Linked DNA regions of Homo sapiens: region 1 is linked to region 2. Evidence: read pairs that join two places in POLR2A ChIA-PET (ENCODE). Cell type or tissue: MCF 10A. All regions are shown on one strand. Each heading gives the region's core, and the rest is flanking DNA. Links, peaks and the distances in the headings are about the cores only.

Region 1 (5,373 bases), core at 257-5,256, 240 kb after region 2:
CTCCTGCTGACCTCCTCTCTGGGTTTGATTAACTTGCCAGAGTGGCTCACAGAACTAAGTGAAACACTTAGGTTTACCAGTTGATTAGAAAGGATATTACAAAAGATACAGATGAAGAGATGCATAGGGTGAGATATGGGGGAAGGGATGCAGAGCTTTCCTGCCCTCCCTGGATAAGCCACCTCCAGGAACTTCCACACGTTCAAGTATCTGGACCCTCTTCAAACTCAGTGTCTTTGTTTTTTTTCTGGAGGCTTTATTGTATGGTCATGATTGATTAAGCCATTGGCTATTGGTGATCAACTTAACCTTCAGCTCCACCTCCTCTCCAGAAGTTGGAGGGTGGGGTTGAAAGTCTCAATTTTCTAATCCTGCCTGGATCTTTCCAGCTTTCATCCTGAAGCTACTAGGGGCTACCCACCCAACAGTCAGTTCATTAGTAGACAACTCTCAGATTTATATCTTAGCTAAGTGCTCTCCCAACCCTTCAGAATTGCATATTCAACTGTTCACTTAGTGTTTCCACTTGGATGTTTATCTGACATATGAAACTTCATGTGTCCAAAATGTAAACTTTGATTTCTCTGACACACCTGTCCCTCCCTAGGTCCCCTCCTTAGTAAAAGGCAACTTTCATCTTCCATAGACTTAAGTCAAACGTCCAAGTAACCTTTGAGTCCACCTTACCTTTCACAGCATAACCCACACATAGTAAACTTTGTCAGCTCCATCTCAAACATCTACAGTCTCATTAGTACCATCCACCTGCACAGCTAGCAAGCTGGCCCAAACCACCGTCACCACCACTAACTACAGCAGCATCAACTCATCCACTGCTTCCAAATTTGCCTCACTGCAGTCTAGTTTTTACAATACATACTCACTGTATTTTCACAAGTACATAATACTATTTTCTTATGCGATGAAATGCTATATACTGCTTAATTCTTTACATTTTTCATATTGTTATGTGCATGTGTACAATTTTCTCTCAAACTGGTTATGGATACCAACGTTTGAGGATGTCTCAGGCCCTCATATATATAAAACGGTGTAGTATTTGCATATATACTATGCACATTCTCTCATATGCTTTAAACCATCTCTAGATGACTTACAATACCTGATACCTAATATAACACAAATGCTACATAAATATTTCTTATTCTGTATTGTTTTAACATTTGTATCATTTTAAAATTTTTGTATTGTTATTTGCTCCCCACCCCCACACCTGCAACCTCCTCTCACATTTTTTTTGAAACAGGGTCTCATTCTGTCACACAGGCTGGAATGCAGTGGTATGATCAGGGCTGGAAGCATCAGCCACAGCGCCCATCTTATTTTCATTTTTTAACTTTCCAAATATTTTTCATTTGTGGTTAGTTAAATCTGTGCATGTGGACCCAGTGGAGATGGAGGATTAACTGTATATACATATGTATTTTGATTGCACTTTCCCATTTCTTCGAATTCTGTACCTTCCTATCCAATCCCCTGCATTCTACCTCCATCTGTACTTATTGCCCTTTAATTTTATATGGAACAGCTGGATGTGGTGACTCACGCTTGTAACCCCAGGACTTTGGGATGCTGAGGTGGGTAGATCTCTTGACCCCAGGAGTTCAAGACCAGCCTGGGCAACATGGTGAGACCCCATTTTTTACAAAACATAAAAGCCTGGCGGGGTGGTGTGTGCCTGTAGTCCCAGCTACTCAGGGGACTGAGGTGGGGGAATCACCTGAGCCTGGAAAATGGAGGCTGCAGTGAGCCGTGATCATGCCACTGTGCATCTGCCTGTGTGATAGGAGTGAGACCTTGTCTAAAAAAAAAAAAATCTAGGAAATATACATATGAGGTCTTGAACTTACATCTATCACATTTACCGGACAATCAAATTTGATGGCCAGTGTTTTCCTAGTTGTGTAATCGGGATAACAGTTCTCTCCAAATATTTCCTTAAGTTCCTGCAGTAATTCTTCAGAAAATTTATGTCGGTGTTTTGTTTTTCTTTTATTCTTTGTTTGTCTTTCTTCATTATGATGATCCTCTTCAGCTGGGAAACCTGACAAAAGTATAAGTAGCGAGAAGGGCATTAGAGAATATTGGTAATAACCAGACCAAAGAAGAGTTCCCAACAGTGTTAGCACCATAGATTCCCTCCCCTTCCCAAGATGAAATCCACGTGTGACCTCATAGCTACTCACAATAATAAAATTACAAATGAAAGCAGGAATTGGCTAACTCTAGGCCTATGGGCCAGATCCACCCAGTTGCCTGTTTTTGTAAATAGAGTTTTATCGAAACACCATCACATTCATTCACTTATGCATTGCCTATGGCTGTTTTCAAGCCACAACAGCAGGCTTAGTAGTTGAGGCTCCAATGTGTCTAGGGTCGACACAGCCTAACATATTTACTATCTGGATTTGAGAATTTATATTTAAAATTAGAACTAATTGCAGAAGAATATTTTATTATTTCATCACCGTAAGGTAAAACAGGAAAAACTGATCTATACTGATTGGAAGGCAGGACATGGGCTACTGAGGGAATGGAATCGGGAGCCTGAAAGTGAGCGAACAGAGGCCTCTGGGTGCCACTAAGTTTTCTTTATCTGAGTGCTGAGTTCCACGAGTGTAGTTGATTTGTGAACATTAGTTAAATTAAACATGTATAAATATTTGCTATTTTTGGCATGCATGCTATATTTCAATTAAATATTTCTTTTGAGCCAAGATGGCCAAATAGGAACAGCTACAGTCTACAGCTCCCAGCGTGAGCAACACAGAAGACAGGTGATTTCTCCATTTCCAACTGAGGTACTGGGTTCATCTCACTGGGGAGTGTTGGGAAGTGGGTACAGGAGAGTGGGTGCAGGGCACCGAGCATGAGCCGAAGCAGGGTGAGGCATCGCCTCACTTGGGAAGTGCAAGGGGTCAGGGAATTCCCTTTCCTAGTGAAAGAAAGGGGTGACAGACGGCACCAGGAAAATCAGGTCACTCCCACCCTAATACTGCGCTTTTCCAATGGTCTTAGCAAACGGCACACCAGGAGATTATATGCTGCGCCTGGCTCAGAGGGTCCTACGCCCATGGAGCCTCGCTCACTGCTAGCACAGCAGTGTGAGATCAAACTGCAGGGTGGCAGCGAGCCTGGAGGAGGGGCGCCTGTCATTACCCAGGCTTGCTTAGGTAAAAAAAGCTGCCAGGAAGCTCAAACTGGGTGGAGCCCACTGCAGCTCAAGGAGGCCTGCCTGCCTCTCTAGACTCCACCTCCGGGGGCAGGGAACAGCCAAATAAAAGGCAGCAGAATCATCTTCAGACTTAAATGTCCCTGTCTGACAGCTTTGAAGAGAGTAGCGGTTCTCCCAGCACGCAGCTGGAGATCTGAGAACGGACAGACTGCCTCCTCAAGTGGGTCCCTGACCCCTGAGTAGCCTAACTGGGAGACACCCCCCAGTAGGGGCAGACTGACACCTCACACGGCCGGGTACTCCTCCGAGACAAAACTTCTAGAGGAACGATCAGGCAGCAACATTTGCTGCTCACCAATATCTGCTGTTCTGCAGCCTCTGCTGCTGATACCCAGTCAAACAGGGTCTGGAGTGGACCTCCGGCAAACTCCAACAGACCTGTAGCTGAGGGTCCTGACTGTTAGAAGGAAAACTAACAAACAGAAAGGACATCCACACTAAAACCCCATCTGTATGTCACCATCATCAAAGACCAAAGGTAGACAAAACCACAAAGATGGGGAAAAAACAGAACAGAAAAACCGGAAACTCTAAAAATCAGAGTGCCTCTCCTCCTCCAAAGGAACGCAGCTCCTCACCAGCAATTGAACAAAGCTGGATGGAGAATGACTTTGACGAGTTGAGAGAAGAAGGCTTCAGACGATCAAACTACTCCGAGCTAAAGGAGGAAGTTTGAACCCATGGCAAAGAAGTTAAAAACCTTGAAAAAAAATTAGATGAATGGCTAAGTAGAATAACCAAAGCAGGGAAGTCGTTAAAGGACCTGATGGAGCTGAAAACCACGGCACGAGAACTACATGACGAATGCACAAGCCTCAGTAGCCGATTCGATCAACTGGAAGAAAGGGCATCAGTGATGGAAGATCAAAGGAATGCAATGAAGCAAGAAGAGAAGTTTAGAGAAAAAAGAATAAAAAGAAACAAACAAAGCCTCCAAGAAATATGGGACTATGTGAAAAGACCAAATCTACGTCTGATTGGTGGACCTGAAAGTCACAGAGAGAATGGAACCAAGTTGGAAAACACTCTGCAGGATATTATCCAGGAGAACTTCCCCAATCTAGCAAGGCAGGCCAACATTCACATTCAGGAAATACAGAGAACACCACAAAGATACTCCTCAAGAAGAGCAACTCCAAGACACATAATTGTCAGATTCACCAAAGTTGAAATGAAGGAAAAAATGGGAAGGGCAGCCAGAGAGAAAGGTCGGGTTACCCACAAAGGGAAGCCTATCAGACTAACAGCGGATCTCTCAGCAGAAACTCTACAAGCCAGAAGAGAGTGGGGGCCAATATTCAATATTCTTAAAGAAAAGAATTTTCAACCAGAATTTCATATCCAGCCAAACTAAGCTTCATAAGTGAAGGAGAAATAAAATCCTCTACAGACAAGCAAATGCTGAGAGATTTTGTCACCACCAGGCCTGCCCTAAAAGAGCTCCTGAAGGAAGCACTTAACATGGAAAGGAAAAACTGGTACCAGCCACTGCAAAAACATGCTCAATTGTTAAGACCATCGAGGCTAGGAAGAAACTGCATGAACTAAGGGGCAAAATAACCAGCTAACATCATAATGACAGGATCAAATTCACACATAACAATATTAACCTTAAATGTAAATGGGCTAAATGCTCCAATTAAAAGACACACACTGGCAAATTGGATAAAGAGTCAAGACCCATCAGTGTGCTGTATTCAGGAAACACATCTCACGTGCAGAGACACACATAGGCTCAAAATAAAGGGATGGAGGAAGTTCTACCAAGCAAATGGAAAACAAAAAAAGGCAGGGGTTGCAATCCTAGTCTCGGATAAAACAGACTTTAAACCAACAAAGATCAAAAGAGACAAAGAAGGCCATTACATAATGGCAAAGGGATCAATTCAACAAGAAAAGCTAACTATCCTAAATATATATGCACCCAATACAGGAGCACCCAGATTCATAAAGCAAGTCCTTAGAGACCTACAAAGAGACTTAGACTCCCACAGAATAATAATGGGAGACTTTAATATCCCACTGTCAACATTAGAAAGATCAATGAGACAGAAAGTTAACAAGGATATCCAAGAATTGAACTCAGCTCTGCACCAAGCGGACCTAATAGACATCTA
Region 2 (5,373 bases), core at 222-5,221:
TGAGACCAGCCTGGGCAACATATGGATAGCCTGCCTGTCTCTACAAAAACATTAAAAAAAACAAAAAAAGGAAAGCCAGGTGTGGTGGAGTGCGCCTGTGGTCCCTGCTATTCGGGAGGCTGAGGTGGGAGGACTGCTTGAGCCCAGGAGTTTGAGGTTGCAGTGAGCTTTGATCATGCCACTGCACTCCAGCTTGGGCGATAGAGTGAGACTCTGACTCAAAACATACAGTACAATATCAAAATGAGCAAATAAGTCCAGGCACAGTGGCTCATGCCTGTAATCCTAGCAATTTGGGAGGTTGAGGTGGGCAGATCACCTGAAGTCAGGAGTTCGACACCAACCTGGCCAACATGGTAAAACCCCATCTCTACCAAAAAAAATACAAAAATTAGCTGGGCATGGTGGTGCATGTCTGTAGTCTCAGCTAGTTGGTAGGCTGAGACGTGAAAATCGCTTGAACCCGGGAGGCAGAGGTTGCAGTGAGCTGAGATTATGCCACTGCACTCCAGCCTGGGCAATAGAGTGAGACTCTTTCTCAAAAACAAAAAAATGAGCCAATAAATAAAGTGGACAAAGAACACCAATTGTTGCCATCACCGGTAGGGGGTGAAGTGCTGAAGGCAGCATGGGCTCCAGAGGGAGGATGTCCTGGAGCCCTGTGGGTTTGCAAGGAGACCAGCTGAGGCGGAGCTGGGATGGAGCCAGAGAAGCAGAGAGGTGAGAGCAGAGGACTGTCCCGGCCAGCTGAGGGGACTCACCACTGTCCAGGGCTGCTGGGAGAGCTGCAACGCTGATCACAAATCCATGGGAGATGATTAGAGGTTCCTCAGCACCTGGTAAAGCAGGAGGGCGATGGAGTCACACTCTACAGGGGAAGATAGCCCCAAAAGCGACACAACTTCTCTGAGGCTCGATTTCCACTTCTGTAGGATGGGATGTGCAACATTTAACCTCTTAGGGCTGTGAGATGCTGCTGCAAACACCTATGAAGAGGGGGCCTGGGAAAGCATTCCTTACACACATGCCCCCATTACTGTTACTGTCCCTGTGCTGAGCTACTGTTTGGAGAGGAGGAACCCCTCCCCCTGGGGAGTCTCCCCCCAGAGGAGACACCCACAGGCCACCTACTCTTCCAATCCCAGTATCTCACAGGCCACCCTCTGGCCTCCAACCACCAGCCCTTTCGTGGACCTTAAGAATGTCACATAGGTCGGGTATGGAGGTTCATGCTGGTAATCCCAGCACTTTGGGAGGCCAAGGCAGGCAGATCACCTGAGGTTGGGAGTTTGAGACCAGCCTGACCAACATGGAGAAACCCTATCTCTCCTAAAAATACAAAATTAGCCAGGCGTTGTGGCACATGCCTGTACTAGGGAGGCTGAGGCAGGAAAATCACTTGAACCTGGGAAGCAGAGGTTGTGGTGAGCCGAGATCATGCCACTGCACTCCAGCCTGGGCAACAAGGGGGAAACTCCGTCTCAAAACAGCAACAACAACAAAAATGTCACACATGTCTCACAGGGTGGAAGGAACACTGAGCCAGCTTCCCGCATTCCAAGGTCCCAAAGTGTTCTTCTGTTTGCACCTGTTGCATCTGCAATGATCTCAAGGCTGGGTGACTTTGGAAGGGAGGAGCCTGGAAGTTTTCTCCTTGCTCCTGCATCCTTTGCTCCTTGCCTGCCCCCTTCCCCTGTCCACATCGCCCACTGAGAGAAGCCAGGGTCTAACTTGTGAGCAGATCTCCTCTCTGCCCATTTCCCTCATCAGGAGGCAACAGGGGTGGGTGGAGGATGCCCAGCAGCTCTGTCACCAGCCGACTCCAGATCCCACAGCCACTCTGGGAAAACCTGGAAGACAGGGAGAGTAGCCACTCATCTGCTCTGCACATGATCAACGCTCCTCCAGTGCCAGTGGGCTGACGATGGTTGGCTTCCTGCCAATGGGGCGCCGAAAGAGAAGGGAACTCATTTTCTGACTTCAATGATCACAAGTGCTAGGTGCTTCAAGTCCACGCGATGACTTAACTCAACGGGCCCTGAGGTGGGCACGATGATGTCAATTTTTCAGGTGAAAGACTCAAGGCTTGGAGAGACAGCGAGAAAGCTGGGACCCCAGGACTCCTGTTCCTAAGCTTCTGGCACTTCTGATCCCAGGCTGTGGGCTTCTCCCACCTGTGATTGCTCCCTGCAGAGTGCAGGACCCTGCTGCTCTGGCCCAAACACAGTTGTCCTGGCCAGCTCAGCCCTTCCCTGGGTAGGGAGGATCTTGATCCCAAGCCAAGGTATTTGTTACCTGTGTTCCAGGGAAGCCAGAGGTCTTCTTAAGTGACTCACACACTACAGGAACTGCTATGAGATCCTATTACTGAAACTCAAGAACTAGGAAGGTGGTTGAATCATCCTACGCCACAGAGTCTCCAGAAGACCAGTTCCTAGCTGAGAGCATTCTGATAGGAGCCTTACGTTCAGCACAGTAGACATTTGGGCCAAGGTTTTGACATTAGGAAGAACAAGTCAGGCAGGCCCTGTGATAGGTACTTCTGTCTTCATGATTAAATGCTATCATCCCAAGTCCCTGGGAGGCAGAAATGACCATACCTCTCTGTTTTAATTGAAGCAGTGGGGCTCAGAGACATGAATATCCAGTAAGAAGGAGGAAGGGCAGGGGCTTAAATCCAAGAGCCAGCCGGGTACGGTAACTCATGCCTGTAATTAGGGCACTTTGGGAGGCTGAGGCGGGTGAATTGCTTGGGCCCAGAAGCTCAAGACCAGCCTGGGCAACATGGCCAAACCCCATCTCTACTAAAAATACAAAAATTAGCCCAGTGCAGTGGCGCGGACCTGTAGTCCCAACTACTCAGGAGGCTGAGGTGGGAGGATTGCTTGAGCCTAGGAGGCACAGGTTGCAGTGAGCAGAGACTGTGTGACTGCACTCCAGCCTGGAAAACGGAGAAAGACCCTGTCTCAAAAATAAATAAATAATAAATAAATAAATAGGCCGGGTGTGCGGTGACTCACGCCTGTAAACCCAGCACTTCGGGAGGCTGAGGCGGGTGGATCACCTAAGGTCAGGAATTTGAGACTAGCCTGACCAACATGGTGAAACCCCGTCTCTACTAAAAATATAAAAATAGCCAGGCATGATGGCAGGCACCTGTAGTCCCAGCTACTCGGGAGGCTGAGGCAGGAGAATTGCTTGAATCCAGGAGGTGGAGGTTGCAGTGAGCCAAGATCACACCACTGCACTCCAGCCTGGGTGACAGAGCGAGACTCCGTCTCAAAAAGTAAATAAATAAATAAACAAACAAACATACATAAATACATCGAAGAACCAGACTCTCACTGCAGGGCTCTGTGGTGGGTGTCGCAGTCCTGAGCCTTTGTCCAGTGCCCTTTCCCATCCTGGAAGGCCTATCTCCCCCTTGAAAGTCTTCCCTTGATGAGGGGCACATATTTATTATATGTTTACTTTTTGGAAAAGTTAACACATAGGTGTTGTATAAAATTCTAAGCCACGCATGGTGGCTCACGCCTGTAATCCCAGCACTTTGGGAGGCTGAGGCGGGCAGATCACTAGAGGTCAGTAGATCGAGACCAGCCTGACCAACATGACAAAACCCTACTAAAAATACAAAAATTAGCCGGGTGTGGTGGTGAGTGCCTGTAGTCCCAGGTACTTGGGAAGCTGAGGCAGGAGAATCATTTGAACCCGGGAGATGGAGGTTGCAGTGAGCTGAGATTGCGCCACTGTACTCCAGCCTGGGCGACAGAGCGAGACTCCATCTCAAAAACAAAACAAACAAACAAAAAAACTCAAGGTAAAGATGAGGGCATTGCCAGCTCATGTTTCATATGTGAAGACAGGAAAAGAGGCCACACCCCCTGGGCAGACACAGCCCCACACCAGAGCACAAGGCCAGTCAGGCAGAAGAAAGTGACGTTTCCTATCTCTCATGCCCTCTCCAGCCTTCCAACCTCAGAGGCAATTCTGCTTTAAATTTCCAACAAGTAATTAATGGTGATGATGGTGATGATGATGATGAAAATGATCATATTTTTTCAGGAGGAGGGTGGAACTAAAAAGTACAAGAGGCCATAAAGGGAATAGAAAGTTCTGTTTCTTGTTTTGGTACCCAGGAGGAGCACCCTAAGCAGTGGTCCTTCTTAAGTCACAGAAACTTTTTTTGACATTAACTCTTTTTAAAATTTATTTTTGTCAAAACACTACACATAGCTTGAGAAAGGATAAAATATGCCTGGAGGCCAGGCACGGTGGCTCGTGCCTGTAATCCTAGCACTTTGGGAGGCCAAGGTGGGAGGATCTCTTGAGCCCAGGAGTTCAAGGTTGCAGTGAGTTATATCATTCTACTGCTCACCAGCTTGGGCAACAGAGTGTGACCCTCTTTCTTAAAAAAAATCAAAAACCTAAAACCAGAGCAAAACACTCCAGCTCACAGCTGAAGCTCACAGCTCACAGCTGAAGTACTGAGAGTACATTTCCTTTCTTGTTTTTTCTTGTTTCCCTTAGTTTTCCTTGGGGCTAATTGCATTAGATATTAGAAACGTTGAAAGAAAAATTTAAAAGATGTGAAAAGTAGAACAAAAAACATAAATGACAGATAAAGGTTGGAAAATAGAGAAGAGATAAGATCAGCAAAAGATTCATCCAGGAAAGCCAGTGCTCAGGATCCCGATCCTGGCAGAGCTGACAATCAAGTTGGGGACACTGAAGACACATCTGGCTATGTGACGGTCAAGGGACCTGATGGTGTCCCAGTGGATGGCCTGGACATCCAGCCGCGGGAGGGTCATGCTGGTCCTGGCTGCATCCTTATCTCCTGGATTCCAGCAAAGTCCCCACCTGGCCTCCCTTCAGTCCATCTTGTACAGTTGCCCCCAGAGGTGCCTACACCACACATCTGATCCTGTCATTCTCCTTTTCAGTAACCTTCAGCTTTCCAGCCTTATCTCCCATATCCCAGGCTTCAGATGGCCGGGAATAATCAGTGTTCATCAAACAAGCTCCATCTCTCCCAACTCCCTCACCCATGCTATGAGTGCGCAGCCCTGACTCCCACTGGGAGGCATTTCAGCCTCGCCTGCAGCCACCTCCTCTGTGCCTGTCAAGGCATGCCCCACTCTGCCCTGCATTGTACTTTGCTTTCCCTTCTTGCCTGTGAGCAACCCGGAACTTTGGATTGTGGTTTTTCGCAAGCGAACACCTGTTCTCCGGTGACTAGTGTGAGGATCAGCACTGCACAGGTGCACTGGACATGCTTGGTTCTGTCCACTCAGTACCCGTTTTTCCTTCTGATAACAGTCTCTAGGCTTTTCCCTGGGGAATCACCCTCACCCACTCAAAAGTGCATGT

The links. Peaks named below come from ENCODE experiments on the same cell type or tissue, not always from the same donor. Only the 100,000 strongest peaks of a DNase experiment are listed, where the experiment ranks them.
Region 1: POLR2A ChIA-PET joins it to region 2 with 5 read pairs; 2 of 35 experiments call an interaction of 5 or more read pairs at or near these places.

The regions. Positions count from the first base shown.
Region 1 is chr16:75,716,394-75,721,766 of GRCh38, forward strand. CPHXL (cytoplasmic polyadenylated homeobox like) reads right to left here. Exons shown (of 3, transcript NM_001355613.1): 2 at 1,872-2,065. Among named protein-coding and RNA genes, the nearest start is that of CPHXL, 7.4 kb to the right of the region's middle. In MCF 10A, for the core only: no CTCF peak of the experiment used is centred there; no DNase peak of the experiment used is centred there.
Region 2 is chr16:75,481,056-75,486,428 of GRCh38, forward strand. It overlaps CHST6 (carbohydrate sulfotransferase 6), which reads right to left. Exons shown (of 3, transcript NM_021615.5): 2 at 762-836. Among named protein-coding and RNA genes, the nearest start is that of CHST6, 12 kb to the right of the region's middle. RefSeq lists an enhancer at 5,071-5,230. In MCF 10A, for the core only: a CTCF peak has its summit at 593; DNase peaks (open chromatin) are centred at 2,356, 3,876 and 5,156.